Regions from separate parts of the Homo sapiens genome. Here region 1 is linked to region 2. A link is an interaction called in ENCODE POLR2A ChIA-PET data of the cell type or tissue named here. Cell type or tissue: CD4-positive, alpha-beta T cell. All regions are shown on one strand. Each heading gives the region's core, and the rest is flanking DNA. Links, peaks and the distances in the headings are about the cores only. Region 1 overlaps LOC100506446 (a long non-coding RNA gene). Region 2 overlaps LINC01588 (long intergenic non-protein coding RNA 1588).

Region 1 (2,911 bases), core at 113-2,612, 60 kb before region 2:
CTAACCTATCTTACTGCCAACATCTTTTTCTGACCAACCCCCAAGATACCCTCCGTAGACTCTGGGCTTAGTTAGCCTACCTATAGTCATCCTCTTTAACTTTTTTCCTTAATTTTTTTTATTCTCTTGAATTTTCCTGTCTGAATTTTAACTTCTCTAACTAACCTCACATTAAGCCTTTATAATTATAAAAGTGAGCCATGGTCTTTATGAAAAATTGGAAAAATATAAAAACAACTGGAGTGGAGAAGAAAATAATCTCCAGATTCACTACCCAATGAAAACTACTAGTATAGATATTTTTATTCTTTTTCAATTTTCTCTTAGCATGAAAATGTATTTCCCTATGTTATAAACTCTTTAGAAATGTAACTTGTAATGATACTATATGTTCCACCTTTAAGATTACAATACCATTCTTTTGTATTACGATATTGACTTAAAAAAGACTGTTGATAGCCGGGTGCAGTGGCTGATTCCTGTAATCCCAGCACTTTGGGAAGCTGAGGCAGGAGGATCACTTGAGCTCAGGAGTTTCAGACCAGCCTGGGCCACATAGTGAGACCCCATCTCAAGAAAGCATCAAATAATTATCCTGGCTGGGCACGGTGGCTCACGCCTGTAACCCCAGCACTTTGGGAGGCCGAAGCGGGTGGATAACTTGAGGTCAGCAGTTCAAGACCAGCTTGACCAACATGGTGAAACCTCATCTCTACTAAAAATACAAAATTAGCCAGGCATGGTGGCACACGCCCATAATCTAAGCTACTTGAGAGGCTGAGGCAGGAGAATCGCTTGAACCCAGGAGGCGGAGGTTGCAGTGAGCCGAGATCATGCCATTGCACTCTAGCCTGGGCAACAAGAGCAAAACTCCATCTCAAAAAAAAAAAAAATTATCTGGGTGGGGGGCACGTGTCTGTGCCTGTAGTCTCAGCCGTCCAGGAGGCTGAGGTGGCAGGCTTGCTTGAGCCTGGGAGGTCGAGGCTGCAGTGAGCCATGATTGTGCCACTGCACCCCAGCATGGACAACAGAGTGACACCCTGTCTCAAAAAAAAAAAAAAAAGAAAAAAAGTAAAAAGACTTGACATAATACCAAATTGCTTTCTGAGGGGATTAAATCAGTTTATGTTCCAACATCAGTGTGTGAGTGCCAGTCTCCTTGCATTTTTTCCAGTATTGAGTATTATTATGCTAATTTTATAGGCAAAATTTTCTCTTTAAACATTATCAAGAGCCCTGAAAAATAGCACCAATGATGTCATAGCTCTTAGGGTCAGAATTTAGGAGTTAAAGGGAGATACAGAAATCATCTAGTCTAGTTCTCTCATCATTCAAAGGAAAAAAAAAAAAGGATCTGCAGCAAGTTGATTTGCCAAGTGTCACAGGCAAATAATGATAGAGCTAAGGCTAGAGTTTAGGTTTCATGAGATGTGGTTCATTTTTTCCCATTCTGCTTCTTAACTTAGTATAGAAATTAAACCTCATTTTGTATTAGATATTGTCTTAGCTACAGTTTTTAAGATGGATCAAAAGACAGATTTTTTTTCAAAGAACTCCTTTAGTCACATAAAATTTTTATAGCTGTCTTTTTTTTTTCTCAAATTTCCTGAGTAGTTTATCAGTTAATAAAAAATTACCCAGCACTGGCATAAACTCATATAACAAAAATTCTGATATATTTATAATCTAATGCCCGAAATGTCATGGCTTAAATGATAATAATTTCTTCTCTCTCATGTTTTCTGCAGTTCAAGAATTCAGGAGCATCTTGGCTAGGTAATTCTGTCTTGGAGTCTCCTCTGAGCTTGCTATCAGCTGTCAGGGCTGTAGTCATCCAAAGGCTTCACTGGGGCTGCAGGATCCACTTCCACAATGGCTGACCTCCCCCACTCCCTCCCTTCCTCCCTTCCTCCCTTCCTTCCTTCCTTTTTCTTTCTTTTTTCTTTCTGTCATCCAAAGGCCTGACTGTGGCTGGAGGATACACTTCCACAGTGTGGCTTCTTTCTCTTCCTTCCCTTCCTTCCCTTCCTCCCTTCCTCCCTTCCTTTTTCTTTTCTTTTCTTTGTTTTCTTTTCTCTTTTCTTTCTTCTTTCTTTTCTTTCTCTCTCTCTCTTTTTTTGAGACAGGGTCTCACTCTGTAGCCCAGGCTGGAGTGCAGTGGTGTGATCACGGTTCACTGTAACCTCCACCTCCCAGGCTCAGGTGATCTGCCCACCTCAGCCTCCTGAGTAGATGGGACTACAGGTACGTACCGGACAGTGGCTCACTTTCATGATTGGCAGGTTGCTGCTGATTGATGGCAGGATGCCTGTTTTTCTCCACATGGGCCTCTGTACAGAACTGCTTGACTGTCCTCACAGGATGGCTGCTAGCTTTCCTCAGAGTGAGCAAGCGAAGAGAGCACAGCAGAAGCTGCAATGCCTTTTATAATCCAGCATCAGAGGTCACACACCCTTGGCCAAGCATGGTAGCTCATGCCTGCAATCTCAGCACTTTGGAAGGCCGAGGCAGGAGGATTGCTTGAGCCCAGGAGTTCAAGACCTGGGCAACACAGGGAGACCCCATCTCTCCAAAATTCAAAAATTAGCCAGTTGTGATGGCACAAGCCTGTGGTCCTAGCTACTTGGGAGGCTAGGGTGGGAGGGTCACTTGAGCCTGAGAGCTCAAGGCTGCAGTGAGTTGAGATCATGCCACTGCACTCCAGCCTGCTCAACAGAGCAGCACCATGTCTCAAAAGAAAAAAAAAAAAAAAGGCACACTCCCTCATTCCTGTTCTGTTCTGTTGATCATACAGACCAGCCCTGATTTATTTTGGGAGGGGCTACTGAAAGGTGTGAAGGTGTGAATATCAGCAGTTGAGGGTCACAGGAGACCATCTTAGATGCTGGCCACCGTAGTAGGAAATCCACAG
Region 2 (2,911 bases), core at 92-2,591:
TACATATGCTCTAAAGGCCCTGGGGTATGGGGAGGAATGTGACTCAAAGTCTTGCCCTCACATCCAGTGCTGAGCAGCAGCAGGTACAGTGCCTGCTGGGCCTCCCATCTGCTTAATTTCCCCTTCCATGAAGCCTTCCATCATCTGTTAGACCAATCTTGTCTTTCTTTTATTTGTATTTATTTATTTAGAGATGGAGTCTCACTCTATCACCCAGGCTGGAGGGCAGTGGTCCAATCTCAGCTCACTGCAACCTCCACCTCCCGGGTTCAAGCGATTCTTTTGCCTCAGCCTCCAGAGTAGCTGGGATTACAGGTGTGCACCACCACTCCCTGCTAATTTTTGTATTTTTAGTAGGGACAAGGTTTCACCATGTTGGCCAAGCTGGTCTCAAACCCCTGTCCTCAAGTGATCCGTGGCCTCCCAAAGATTCCAGGCATGAGCCACCGTGCCCGGCCCAATCTCGTTTCTCTTTTCCATGTGCTTGCGCAGTGCTTCAGGGCTGCCTCAGTCTAGCACAGAAAATACTCTACTGCCTCCCCACTAGTCACAGCCTTGACGGTCTCAATCAGAATTATCTGGCAAAGTGGAGAAAGTGCAGACCTACTGAATCAGATTCTCGGGTTCAGATTTTCTTGTAGCACACTCACGTGGGAGAGAAACTTCGCTGGCACACGTCTCCTCAGAGCAGGGACCTGGTCTCATTGCTCTTCATGTTTCCCACAGCTCTTAGCACCGTGACAACCAGCAGCCAGTGTCTGGTGAGTGTACAGAGGTATTTCCTAGGAAGAAAATGAGAGTAAGGAGAGTGTAAAGGTGGGGTTAAGAGTGTGGAACAACTGAAGAGGATATAATTTGAGAGAAGAGCGGTGAGATGGGAAACCTCAGGGTTGATCCACAGTGCCCACCCTTGGGGTTCCTTTGAGTGCTAGAATAGATATTCAGTCAATATCTCTTCCCCTCCTTTTCTCCGTAGACACATACTTTAGTCCCAGAATTTTTTTTTTTTGAAATCTAAACTTTCAATGACGAAATGAGTAATTGTGCATAAAGTGGGTCACAAGGAAGTGATAACGAATGCACAGACTATTTTAACTGCTGAATCAGAAATCGCTCTGCTACGTTATGAAATATGCAGGAAGGAAAATAAGCAGATGACAGAAGTGGAAGGAATCCTAAAATAATATTTTCACAAACAAATTCTGACCCAACATAGGCTTGGGGGGCAGTGGGGGGAAGCTTCCATGCTACACATTCCTGAGAGTTGAAGAATTGGAACAAAATTGCCAAAGTAGAAATCTTTCTAAATGACGTAGGATCTCCTGAGGCACAAAGCCACCCAAACCCGCAGCCCGAAAGCCTTCTGTAATTTCATGGGGGGGTCTTAGTCACCCCGCTACACGGCATGGGCAGGTTGGGATTAAAGAAAGCAAAGACAAAACAAAACCCACAAACAAAATTTACAAACTGTTCTATTTTTTCTTCCTAACACAAACAAACAAAACCCACTTTTTTGGTTTCATTTGTTTCATAGATTTTTAAAAATTGTTGTAAAACATATGTAATATAAGTTACCATTTTAGCTTTTTTTTTTTTTTTTTTTTTTTTTTGAGACAGAGTCTTACTCTGTTGCCCAGGCTGGAGTGCAGTGGCATGATCTCGGCTCACTGCAACCTCTGTCTCCCGGGGTTCAAGAGATTCTCGTGCCTCAGGCTTCCAAGTAGCTGGGATTATAGGCATGGCCACCACGCCCAGCTAATTTTTGTATTTTTAGTAGAGATGGGGTTTCGCCATGTTGGCCAGGCTGGTCTTGAACTCCCAACCTCAGGTGATCTGCCCGCCTCAGCCTCCCAAAGTGCTGGGTTTATAGGTGTGGCCACTGCCACTGCATCCGGCCCATTTTAACTTTTTTTTTTTTTTTTTTTTGGAGACGAAGTCTTGCTCTGTTGCCCAGGCTGGAGTGCAGTGGCACGACCTTGGCTCACTGCAACCCCTGCTTCCTGGGTTCAAGATATTCTACTGCCTCAGCCTCCTGAGCAGCTGGGACTACAGGCACCTGCCACCACATCCAGCTAATTTTTGTATTTTTAATAGAGACAGGGTTTCACCATATTGGCTAGGCTGGTCTCGAATTCCTGTCCCCGTGGTCTGCCCACCTCGGCCTCCCAAAGTGCTGGGATTACAGGCATGAGCCACCGTGCCTGACCAGCCATTTTTAAGTGTACAATTCAGTGGCCTTAAGTACATTCACAATTCACTTAATATTGCCCAACTGTCACCATTATCTATTTCCAGGATTTTTGCATCATCCCAAACAGAAACTCTGTACCCAATAAGCAATAATTCCCTATTCTCTCATGCCTTATCTCCTGGTAACCACCATTCTACTTTCTGCCTCTATGAATTTGCCTGCTCTAGATACCTCACATAAATTGAATCACACAATATTTGTCCTTTTGTACCTGGCTCGCTCCTTCCCTTCCTCCCTCCCTCCCTCCCTTCCTTCCTTCTTTCCTCTCTTTCTCTCTTTCTTTCCTTCTTTTGATGGAGTCTCACTCAGTCGCCCAGGCTGGAGTGCAATGGTGCAATCTCGGCTCACTGCAACCTCCGCCTCCCAGGTTCAAGCAATTCTCCTACCTCAGCCTCCTGCGTAGCTGGGATTACAGGCACATGCCACCACACTTGGCTAATTTTTTGCATTTTTAGTAGATACGGGGTTTCACTGTGTTAGCCAGGATGGTCTTGATTCCTGGACCTCGTGATCCGCCTGCCTCGGCCTCCCAAAGTGTTGGGATTACAGGTGTGAGCCATCACGCCCGGGCTTTTTTTTTTTTTTCAGACCTATTTAGTATCCAAGTACCACACTTATTTCACTCAGCTGAAGTTTTTCAAGGTTTATTTATGTTGTAGC

Evidence for each region. Peaks named below come from ENCODE experiments on the same cell type or tissue, not always from the same donor. Only the 100,000 strongest peaks of a DNase experiment are listed, where the experiment ranks them.
Region 1: POLR2A ChIA-PET joins it to region 2 with 5 read pairs; 19 of 35 experiments call an interaction of 5 or more read pairs at or near these places.

Annotation. Positions count from the first base shown.
Region 1 is chr14:49,921,667-49,924,577 of GRCh38, forward strand. The region is part of intron 5 of LOC100506446 (a long non-coding RNA gene); the gene reads right to left. Among named protein-coding and RNA genes, the nearest start is that of ARF6, 30 kb to the left of the region's middle. RefSeq lists an enhancer at 1,819-2,320. In CD4-positive, alpha-beta T cell, for the core only: no CTCF peak of the experiment used is centred there; no DNase peak of the experiment used is centred there.
Region 2 is chr14:49,981,523-49,984,433 of GRCh38, forward strand. LINC01588 (long intergenic non-protein coding RNA 1588) reads right to left here. Exons shown (of 4, transcript NR_126498.1): 4 at 147-782. The region is part of intron 1 of LOC105370485 (a long non-coding RNA gene); the gene reads left to right. Among named protein-coding and RNA genes, the nearest start is that of MIR6076, 17 kb to the left of the region's middle. In CD4-positive, alpha-beta T cell, for the core only: no CTCF peak of the experiment used is centred there; DNase peaks (open chromatin) are centred at 1,079 and 1,359; H3K4me3 peaks cover 950 bases; H3K27ac peaks cover 1,379 bases.